Regions from separate parts of the Mus musculus genome. Here region 2 is linked to region 1. The links are chromatin contacts, found by Hi-C or POLR2A ChIA-PET in ENCODE. All regions are on one chromosome and are shown on one strand. Each heading gives the region's core, a stretch centred on a gene start or an enhancer-like site at or near the end of the contact. The rest is flanking DNA. Distances are from core to core; before and after follow the strand shown. Region 1 holds the start of Nexn (nexilin). Region 2 overlaps Ak5 (adenylate kinase 5).

Region 1 (5,580 bases), core at 2,054-4,553:
CCTGTCTTAGAGTGGGATCAGAATCCCTAGGTGCCCACCAGAACTTCGGCATGCCAGCTCCTGCCCACCTTGCTGCCATTATTTTACCAGTCATGTCTTAGGCTTCACCCACACGAGCCTCCTTATTTTTCCTAGCACTTGTTAGATAGGATCCTTCTGTGGAGCAGTTCTTTCCCAGATATTCACATCTTAAACTCTTTACATAGCTCTCTGCCTCCTGGGGTGGAGATAGGGCTTGTTTCATTCATGTAAACTGTGTGAGGGTGCTGAGTCCTCTGTGGTGATAAACCGTAGTAGAACCTTTAAGCCCTTTCAGCGAGAGGCTGCTAGGGCTGAGGAGAGAATTCAGTCAGAAAAGTGCCTGCCTTGCCATCATGAGGACCCAAGATCAGCTCTCATTACCTAGTGTACAGATGTCAGGCATGGCAGTGCTCACTTGGGGAGGAGGAGGCAGGACATCCCTGTAGCTGGCTGCTCAGCCTGACTAACTGAGCTCCAGGCCTGTCAGAGACTCAAGAAGGTGGATGCTCTTCCTAAGCAAATAGTACCTGAAGTGTTCTCTGGCCTCCACATGTACACACGTGCATCCACATGCATTTCAATACATGCATGCACACCACACATGCAAAACAAAGAGGCACTGGCATCCACAGTGGTCATTAGCGGCCCCTCCTACACCATGCCTTCCCATCTCTATATGTGATCTCTCCCACAAATTCTGTGCTAACGGGTGCCACCTGAACCAATGTCCACATCGTGCTCAAGCCAGTCCCACCACCACGTTCTAGAATAATGAGCGAAGTAAGCCGCAGGTAACTGTGGAGTTACTCGGCCTCAGGCGGCTGTTACAGTAAGAGAAGTACTAATGCGCTGCCTCCTGTTGAAGCCCGGGCTGTCCTTGAGACTCGCAGGAGACTGGCCATCGAGAGACACAGCCTAATTCCCAGGTGCGCTTCTATCCTCCTTCATCGGGAGTCTGTGTTCCTTGAGAGCATGAGTGCCTGCCGTCACCGCAGTCGGATGTCTGTGACTGGTCATGTTGAATGGATGATGGAATACTGGGAACAGGCAGCCTTTCTGTGCTCCGTGTCACAGTCATCCTTTCTGCGGCTGGAAGACTCTCACAACGGAAGGGACAACGGCTTTACTGAGCTCAGTTCCAGGTCACAGTCCATCATTTTGGGTTACTCATAGCCACATTCACGGTCAAAAGCAGAGAAAGATAGGGGACCAGATGTGGTGACCCAGAGTTAATCACAGCCAAGGCCAGCCTGGACTACATACCCAGCTCCAGGCCAGCTAAGGTGCCATAGCGAGACCCTGACTTTAAAGAAAAGGCAGAGTGAGTGAATGCATGTGTGTTTACCCACAGCCTCCTCCTCTTCCACACAGTCCAGGACTCAGAGCCAGGACAGAACAGAGCCCACCTGAAGGTGCGTCTCGCCACCTAACGTAACCCAATTAAGAGACAGGTGGACTGTATCACACATTCCCTCATTGAGTCTCTTCCCAGCGGTTCTCAACCTTCCTAGTGCTGTGTCTTTTTAATACCCTCATGTCGTGACTCCCCAAAATAAAACTATTTTCATTGCTGTTTCATAGCTGCAATTCTGCTCCTGTTATGAATTATAATGCAAATGGTCTTATGTGACCCGCAGATTGAGAATGTTCTAACATGTTCACCTGACAATTACACTACCGGAGGCACAGCGGGATGCTCTCCGTGTTTATGGAGAAAATGGACAGTTTTGCACGATTTGATGAGGCTATTGGGTAGAAATACAAATCTCATCCTTTAAAAATCAGAATAAAGAGCTGGAGAGATGGCTCAGCGGTTAAGAGCACCGATTGCTCTTCCAGAGGTCCTGAGTTCAGTTCCCAGCAACCATATCATATGGTGGCTCACAACCATCTGTAATGAGATCCGATTCCCTCTTCTAGTGTGTCTGAAGGTAGCTACAGTGTACTCATAAAATGAATAAATTAATAAATCTTTTAAAAAGTGGGCCTAGTGAGGAGCTACCCTCAGAAGGGTAATTAGCTCTCATGGGTCTCCAAATAGTTTTTTTTTTTTAATCAGAATAAAGATACAATTATAAGTGCACGGTGAGGAAAAGACTCCTCGAGCCTTGCAGTAGACATGGAGAGCGCTGGGAGGGGCTTCCGGGAGAGGAGCGGTTCAAACGGAGGGGTCCTGTAGGGAGCTTGTATGGGGCTGTGGACATTCCCATGAACGGAACAGGTGAAGGCACCGAATCGTGGAAGGGACGAGCCGGCCTCCAGACCTCCTATTGACATTTACCTCCTGGTGATAGTGAGGGCTGGGATGGCAAACCACTATATTCAAGAGCAATAACATCACCTGAGCTTTGGTCTGTCTGCTGATGGAATCAGAAGTGGTTTCCTTTGTCCCTGGGTCACCTACCTCGGTGCCTCTCATTTTTCTTTTCTTTGGGGATTTCCGAGAGATGGCCTATTGAAGCCCGGGCTGTCCTCAGACTCTCTATAGTGAAGACTAGCTTTGGAACTCTGCTCGTGCCGTCCCCTCCTAAGTGCTGGGGCCCCCCTCTCTGTCCCCCGCCCCCCACCCCGCACTGGCTAACTTGTTTCACTAATGCTGTTTTTGTTGTGTGGCTCTGGGAGGTGACCCCGGGGCCTTGTTTTGTGACACAAACATGCTCCTCATAGAGCTATGGCTCCTCGGTTTGGTTGGTTGCTGTTGATGGAGTGAAGCGGGGCCTCTCTTTATCCAAAGAGGCCTCAGCTGGGCTTGCCTCTCACACTCCAGTGTAGTTTTCCTGGCAGGCTTGTGCCTAACACTCACGTCGTGCTTTTAGATGATGTGAGAGCGCAGATTTGTATTGCCTTCAGCTAAGGAAAGGTGAGCCGTTGAGTTAAGAGCAGGCTCTTATCCCGTTCCCTTGAGCGTCTTTTCCAGTCACCTCTCCTCGAGGTTAAAGAGGAGCGGCAGACAGACTCAGCGTTTTCACACTGTCGCCCCATTCCTTCCGAAGGAAAGGGGAAGCTGGCCAGAAGTCAGGGAGTTTTATGGGCTACTAGGGCAGGTAGAGAATCTGAGGGAAGCGGGCCGGCAGGTTGCCAGGAGGCAGCCTGCGGTGGCAGCCAGCGCCCCTCTTCTTTCTGGGTGACTCTCCACCCTCTGCTGCGCGGCGGTGGGGGTGGGGACTGGCCTGGTCCGGGAACAGCTGCAGCGGGCGCTGGGCCCGTCTGGAATGCGGGAGCCGCTGCACCAGGACTTTTATGGAAACTTGCTGCTGGCGCGCGGCGGCCAGCGGGCTCGGGCGGCGGGAGCGGCGGGGGCAGCGCGCAGAGCCCGACACGCAGCGCGGAGCGGGAGGAGCGGCGCCCGGGCGGCGGCAGGCGGGTAGGAGGGCTGGGCTGGGCTGGGCTGGGCGGACGCGGCGGGGCTCCGGGCCCTCCTGGTGGCCTGCGCTCGGCCAGACCATCCTGGGCTGCGGGGGTTGGGGGTCCCTCGCCGGGCCGGGCGCTTCTGCTCCACCTGCATCTGGGCGGCTGAGTTTGGGGGAGAGTGTTTCCATGAGCCGAATGTGTGTACGCTCTCCGCCGGGGACCCCTAGGGTCCGAGCGGGCGAGTTCACTGTGGCACCCAACACGTGCCCACTGCGGACTCCGCCAGCTGTGGCTGAGATTTTAAAGAAATTGCGGATGGGTCCGTGGAAGCGGGGAAATTAAGGATTTATTAGGCTGCCATGCCCGGCCTCCAAATTGTTCCCCAGTGCCAAGACAGGGATACACTTGGAGGTTGAGCAGCTAGCTCTAAAAGTCAGAGTAAAGGCATCATATGTGAGATGTTCAAGAGTAATATATACATATATGTTTATATACACATATACATAACACATACATACAGGTCTCTCTCTTTGTGTGTGTGTCTGAATGAAGAAGGAGCAAATTGAGAGATTAGGTGATTGCTCAGTGGCTTGAGATAAGCGTTTTATTTTTAAGGCCACAATGTGGACAAGGAGTTGAGCATAGATAACGTGGTAAAAATAGCACATGGCATGCCCTCACAAAGTGACTACCCTTGGAAAAAGACAGACAGGCAGAGAAAAGAAGCCCCACGAAGAAATCACCTTTCTGACCGGGGCGTCATTCATCAACCAACTTTTGTATAGGAGCCGCGCGGCCCATTGCACGAGTCTCAGAAGTATGTTCCCGGTATTGTGAAACGAAGTTTTTAGACTGTCTTGGTCACACGATAGTGTGTGAACTACATAAAATTTCCCCCAATATTATTCATTTATATGTTGAACTGCCACTGTAAGAAAATCCAAATTGCATGTTTTTGTTTTTTTGTTTTGTTTGTTTTGCGTTTGGGTGTGTTTGTATGGGGAAAGTGCATAATTAACTGAAGGAAAGTCTTTTGTTTGTGCGTGGGGGCGGAGGTGGTAATATAAACAGATTTCATGCTGTGTAGTTGGTGCCTGCTAGGCAAGCTCTCTTGCTTCTAAGTTCTTTCCTTATCTATTTTACTAGGTTTTCCAGGCGAGCCTTGAACTCGGTAGTGCCGGCAGGCAGGACTGTGACCGTCCCAGCCTCCAGCGCAGTTGGAATTACAGGCCAGCACCCTGAGGCCCAGCTCAGCACTGTCCTTTGCCTGGTGCTTCTGAGGGCTCGTTTAAGGAAAGCCGTGTACAATTTTGTATTTTACCTGCAGCATTTGACTTGGAGAGCACAATGCAAAAGTGCGACACAATTATTTTAAATCTACTTTTCCTTCTTGCAGCTTTTGATGCAATTCAGTTTTAATAGATTTCCAGCTTACCTTAAAATGGAATCTGTGCTATTTTAGAAATTTTTGACATGTAAGGCTGATCATTGTCAAAATGTATGTCATTGTGAGAAGACTATATTTAGCATCAGGCAAGGAATGTACTATCTGGGTTTTGGAGAGGACTTTGCCCTGAAATCTCACTTGAAGCTTTAGATTGGGGCTTCATTTGTGAAAAGCATGGCAACTATGTGTGTACATTGTAGAGAGTAACTACATGCAGAGAGAGTTTGAGGCCAGCCTGGTCTACATAGCTCGTTTCAGGATAGCCAGTGTATATAATAGAGACATAATAGATTTAGTTTGCTTAGAAAGCAAGTGCCTGAACTGACGGGCTCCATTTGTGGGGAGAAAGCTCTATTATCTTGAAAACCCCAAAAGAATAAAAAGTATTTAAAAACTCTATCAGTTATGCATGCCTATGAGAATACAGTCAATGGCTGTCAAACCGTGGGCACGTGGGACCAAAGCCTGAGTGTATAGAAGTCTCTGGGTGTCTTCATTGTGGAGCCAGAGCATCTTGGTTTCCTGTATCAGTCAGAGGAAAATGACTTCACCCACTAACAATCGCATGTTTCTCTTCTTACTTGACCAATCTGGTCCACATCACTTGTATACTTTCTGTCCTGGTCTTTCTCCTGTTTTTATAATTACATTTGAAGTTGTTACTTTTTTTTCTTCTTTTTTCTTTGTTTTTTTCAAGACAGGGTTTCTCTGTATAGCCCTGGCTGTCCTGAAATTCATTTTGTAGACCAGGCTGGCCTCGA
Region 2 (5,948 bases), core at 2,760-5,259, 200 kb before region 1:
AGAAGGTGGCAAGGGATTATTGAAGTCGGTTTCGAAACTCTGTTACACCAGAATCTCACCCTAACAGCCTGACTCCTGCTTGCCACCATGCTCCCCAACTCCATGTAACGCTCACCCAGCCCAGGGTGTTCCTGGTAGCTGGAATAAGACACGCTGCTGGTATGAAGGAGAATTGTCAGCTTTGCTTCTGTAGGTCAGGGAGAGCTTTACATCGGGAACAACATACACATACATGCTTGCACTTGTATGCAACATGTATCACGCACACATGCATTTGCACACACATACATATACACACAGGCATGCACATACACACACACACACACACACACATGTGCACATGCACTCTTCCCCTGGGTGTGACGGACAGACTGGCTGCACTAGGAAACTTTCGACTGCTGCATTGTCTGAGCTGACCAGAAAGCTGAACAAGACAGAGCTAGCAGGCAGCAGGCAATAAGGGCCAGCTCTGCAAATGAGAAGCCATTAAGGCCAGTCTCATCTCTACCAGTGCAGTGTTGGGCCCTTGAGAGGAACCAACAGCCCCAGGGAGGGAAGGGTTCCCCCCGACCTTTCCCAGAACCCCAAATGACCAAGCTCTGCCCTGCTCCTTCAGATCGGAGACCCACACTTGGTGATCTGCATGGACTGCTCAGCAGACACCATGACTAACCGCCTTCTTCAGAGAAGCCAGAGCAGCCAGCGGGGGGAGGACGGTGCCAAGAGCATTGCCAAGCGCCTGGAGGCCTACCACCGAGCGTCCATCCCCGTCGTCACCTACTACGAGAGGAAAACACAGCTACGGAAGGCAAGTGTCGCCTCCTTCACGTGAGCTGCTTCATCGTTCTTTCTCAGAAAGAGAGGAGGTAGAGGCGAGCCTTCTTGTGAGGGCTGCGGAAGCTGCAGGGAGTTGCAGGGTTGAGGCCAAAATACAGATTGTTTTCTTCCCTCACTATTGTCCCAGTCAAAGGTAGATGTATGAACATAAGGTGGGGGGTGACCATAGTGGTGTACAACTTCAATCCCAGCACTCAGGAGACAGAGTCCTCTGTGATTCTAAGGCCAGCCTTGTCTACATAGCAAGTTCCAGGCCAGCCAGGGATACAATGTAAGATCATGTCTTCTAAAAAAAAAAAAAAAAAAAAGTTATAAATCTGTTGTCAGATGGCTATAAAAACTTGGTCACTAATTTGAAACTGATGCCACTGTAGTTGCCGAAATCTTTTTTCAAGACAGTAGGCGCAGGGCCTAAAACGCAAGCCTCTATCTAATCCCAGCCAGTGGGGAGGCTGAAGTGGAGAGGTCTCATGTTCAAGGCCTGCCTGGACAGCTTAGTGAGCCTCTGTCTGAGGAGAAAGACCCTGAGGAGCTGGGGGTACAGTCCAGTGTAGGGCGCTCACCTAAAATGCATGAGGCCTGGATTCGGTTTCCAGTACTGGAAAAAGGAAAAATGGGGGCTTTGTGGGGCGAACAAACTGGAAAGAAAGTTCTGCCAGAAACTGTAGGTGGCTTCTAGACCTCTGCCAAACGGGATGATCCAAAAGGCAGGCCTCTTCTAGTCCCTAGATCTAATACCTCAACACTAGACTTAATATAGGTCATGAAAAATATAGGTCATAATTAGGTCATAAATTATAGGTCATAAATTGGCTCGTTTGTGCCAATTTCTTCCAATAACTGACTTAGGGAGAAGCAAGTGAGTTGGTGGGGCTATGAAAGTTATCTTGGGAGAAAGGCCTGGTACTCGGTGTCATACAACACAACCCACACTGCCACCATTAATCCTTGGGAAACCACCCAGGTTTCCATTCTTTTCCCTACTCTGTATCTTGTGTCTGGTCCATCCACTACGCTGGTGGCTAGACACAGTTCCAGCCCACAGAGCTTAGCAGGTTAGTGGGGAAGGTAGGAGGCAGTCTAAGGCAACAGCGTCTAGGGACATCATACGGTCTAGGGACCAAGAATCATACGGAGCAGTCAAAGGAGCACCCCCAGAGAGGAGGCCGGAAGTTCCGGAGGCTAGATCACTCACTTGTCTGTGACAATAAAACCTGGTGGAGAGGCATGCAAGAATACATCAAAGTGGAGCCAGCGTGCACAAGGGGGCTGAGGTAATCTGGGGCTTCCATCTGGAATTTACCCCACTGTCTTGTGGAGAAAAGATCCAGGGGGAGGAGGGGCCACTAAGAGGCTATGGGAGTCACCTGGGGCAAAGCTAAGGGAACGCAAGGACTGGTACAAGGGTACATACAGTCTTCTTCCTCCTCTTCCCGACGTGGCCGGCACCAGTCAGCCGCAACAACCTGCTTCCCCAGGCTACATTATCCATCCCTTAAATGACAGAGAGTGAATTCCCAACCCCCCAAACCTGCCCATGTTTGTTTGTTTGTTTGTTTGTTTCCCAGAATCCTAAACCCTTGGTTAAGAAAGGTCTATACCGTGCTTCCGACTATGACCCCTGGATGCTGAACTTTTTTTTATAGGGTTTCCTGTAATCACTTGTTATTTAAAAAGAAAACCAAACGACAAAACAAAACAAAAACCTCAAAGATTTATTATACCTTAAAAAATAAAATAAGCAGGCTGACAAAATATCTAAATGGGCAAAGGCAGCTGCTATCAAGCCTGGAGCCCTGAGCTCGGGTCCCAGGACCTACACAGACGACGAAGGGACCAACTCCCACAAGCTCGCTCCTCTTGACTTTGCGTACTGGCATGCATAAGATCAAAAGCAGTTAGTAGCCAGGTGTGGTGGCTCACGCCTTTAATCCCAGCACTGGGGAGGCAGAGGCAGGCGGATTTCTGAGTTCGAGGCCAGCCTGGTCTACAGAGTGAGTTCCAGGACAGCCAGGGCTACACACAGAAACCCTGTCTCGAAAAAAAAAAAAAAAAAAGTAGTTAGTAAACAAACATGACATCATCGAGTGTGCACATGGCTTACAACCTCAGGGCTGGGTAAGGGCCCAGGGCTCTTCCAGAGGTCAGCGGCTTGATTTCTAGCCCCCACGTGATGACTCACAACTGTCCGTTAACTCGAGTCCCTGGGGGTCTGACAGCCTCTTCTGTCCTCCAAGGACACTGCGTGCACACGGGGCACAGATACGTGCAAGCAGTGCAACTGTGCACATACAAATAAATAAATAAACAAGTAAATAAATAAGGAAATGAAAGAACGTCAGGCCTCCAAGAACCTTCATAACCTGCATCATCTTGGAAGCTTCCCATTTTGTGCCGCCTGGAACAACCAAGGAATCTGCTTCCGTCCTGAGACTGAGGAAAGCCAGATGTAATTTACAGTTTATCCCATTTGAGAATCAGGAAAAAAAAAGCCCTTCTCTCACTCTGGAATCATCTGAATCTAAACCTACAGACTCACCAATGAATGGCTCATTGACACTGAGCTAATAAGCTTTCCAGAGATATCCGACTTCTGTTATACTTACGGTACTCTGTCACTCTCCAAGAAATCGGTTCCCAGGCCTCTCTGGCTCATCTCTCAGGCATCCTTTTATTGGGGATGCTGGCAACTGGATCCACAGAGACGTGACATTTACAATCTACTTTGTTAGTGCTGAAAACGGACACCAGAGAACCACGGGGAGAGAGCCCTAGTAGCTCGGTTGCACCGCCTTGCCAGGTCCACTGTACATACACTCCACTCCACGCCTACATGTATGTGTGACAGAGAAGCAATGCACAGCTTCTGCTTCCATCTCAGCAAGCAGAGGGAGGAGCCACTCAGCCGGCTTCTCCCTCCATCGGTTCTCCAGGCAGCTGCCATCATCTTCAAGCTCCCCTCCCCAGGCTGTAGCAGCCTCCGCGGATAGGAGAGCCCCACAGATAGGTGAACTAGCCCAGGGGAGGGAAGACTTGCCTACTGTGGGCGAATTTACTACTAAGTAAGTAGCTGGACATGAAGCACTTGGGGGTGAAACGTGCCAACACTGACGGAATATTGCTGGACACACTGCTCTGGGTGTTGGAAAGTCCCAGGCCAGACTTGTGACCCTCGGTGAGTCACCTTGTTTAAAACCCTTTCTGATATAAAGTAGAGCTGACAGTGGCCCCTGGAATTCCTCCAGTCTATTTCTGTAGTGTTCTTCAGGCGGGGGGCTTTCCCACTAGTTTTAAAGGAATACATGCTTAGTCTTGAAAGTATACAAGACCCACTTCTGAGTCCCACCACCCACCCAGAGCGATCACTCAGGCACCCAGCCTGGACAGTGCGGCAGACACTGTTGCCACACGACTCCTAGCTGGCCTATGCAGACAGTACAGGAGGCTGTGGTGCTGACTCTAACCCTAGTCCACTGTCACAGCTCGGTTGGTTCCAAAAGCCCACATTGCCAAGACACAAAAACCAAAGCTGCAGCTCAGAAAGCTACCAGCTTCAGGACTCCAGACGAAAGCAAAGAGAAAGAAGAAAGGAAACGAGCAGCCACTGGGCCCCAGTGCCAGTTCCGTATGCTCGCTTATGGGATTTAAAACAACAGCAAGAAATTTAACTTTATACTCACCGGGGAAATTCCTCCCTACAGCTTCCTATCAAGTTTCAGACCCAGGATGGCAGATCCTTCAGAAGCAAATCCACTCACCAGGTTTTCTACCAAACACACGAAGACATCTCAGTTTGACTAGAGAGTCAGCACTGGAGTTTTTGGGGTGAAGTAAATCATGAAACTCATTTTGACTAAGAAGCCGCTGAGGTAACAGGACAGCTTACACGCGGTAGAGGCTGGCCCGAGCTCACAACTGCTCCAAGAGAGTCTCGTTCTCACCCTGCTAGTCCCATGAACTCTCTTCTGCTCTCAGAGGACGTGGAACTCGGGCATCTTGTTAGCTAACCGTTCTAAACGTGCTAATACTACAAGCTCCAAAAACGGATGTGAGCATTGGACAAGCATGCTCGGTGTGGTGACACATGCCTGTAGGCCCAGCACCCAGGAAGTGTGGTTCAAAGCCAGCCTGGGATGTAGAGCAAGCTCAAGGCCAATTTGGGCTCCACAACTCCTTGTCTCAAAACAAAACAAAGTACCCCACAAAACTTAGCTCTGTGTAAAGTGGTTCTGTCTGGTTCCTTTGCAGCTATAAACAATGATAAAAGAATCACTTAATTTTCTTTTAAAATTCTCCATGGGAACTGAGATGAACAGAGTATCTCTGGGACAGAGGGAAGTGCTGAGGAGCCTGTGAAGAACCAGAGGAGAAATTCAGAGGAGACTGGGGGTTCTGGGTCAACCCTGTTCCTCTAGCTTCCTTTGCTCTATAAGACTCCACTTCTGAAATCTATCCTATTTTACCTGCCTGCTGCCAGAAAACGAGGCTGACTATGTGCCTATAGAAAACAAGGCTGACTGCGCGCCTATAGACTCTCCTCTCTCCACTGCTTCTCTGGCCTCCTGAGGATGGAGAGCTGCTAGTGAGTTTCCCTTTCATGCCAGCAAAACGGCGAGTTTCCACCAGGAAAGCCAACGGTGTCGCTTTGTCTTTCAACTTCCAGGCATTTGGATTTCACGAAAGCAAACACCACAGCATGAGTCTCTGGAGAGAAGTTTTCCATAATTTAAAAACAAAACAAAACAGCTCCCAAAAGAAGAAAGCAATCCCCATATTTAAGTCATGATGTAAAATGAAGGAGGTATTACATGTAGACTGAGCTGGGCAGGGGTCTTGTGAAAGCTCTAGAGTCTAGTGTCAACTAGCCCCCACCCTATACACACAGACACACAGACACACACAGTCTCACACACACACACACACACACACACACACACACACACACACACACACACACACACCTTTTCAAAAGGCAGATAGATGCCTAGTGGTAAACACTTTTACTCTCACCCTTTGGGAGGCAGAGGGAGCTCAGGGCTGGTCTTGTCTACCTAGAGTTCCAGGAGAGCCAAATTGACACAGTGAGTCCTTGTCTCAAAAAGACAGTGAAG

Evidence for each region. Hi-C counts contacts between places; a loop is a spot of excess contacts on that map. ChIA-PET counts read pairs that join two places held with the same protein, here RNA polymerase II (POLR2A).
Region 2: a map of v-Abl transformed pro-B cells shows a loop between it and region 1 (2.6-fold over the local background). The contact joins the enhancer-like site here to the promoter of Nexn in region 1. A Hi-C loop is called at or near these places in 1 of 37 maps with a recorded cell type or tissue (v-Abl transformed pro-B cells). POLR2A ChIA-PET finds 5 or more read pairs at or near these places in 1 of 5 experiments (embryonic stem cell).

The regions. Positions count from the first base shown.
Region 1 is chr3:152,263,518-152,269,097 of GRCm38, reverse strand. It overlaps Nexn (nexilin), which reads left to right and starts at 3,303. Exons shown (of 14, transcript NM_001357206.1): 1 at 3,303-3,385. Gm31999 (a long non-coding RNA gene) reads right to left here and starts at 2,578. Exons shown (of 2, transcript XR_376257.1): 1 at 2,426-2,578; 2 at 2,060-2,337.
Region 2 is chr3:152,467,617-152,473,564 of GRCm38, reverse strand. It overlaps Ak5 (adenylate kinase 5), which reads left to right. Exons shown (of 14, transcript NM_001081277.2): 13 at 617-808. Among named protein-coding and RNA genes, the nearest start is that of 3110067G11Rik, 19 kb to the left of the region's middle. Within about 2 kb of position 4,009, at least 1 of the 3 ENCODE cell types and tissues checked has a DNase peak (open chromatin) inside an H3K27ac peak, as active enhancers do.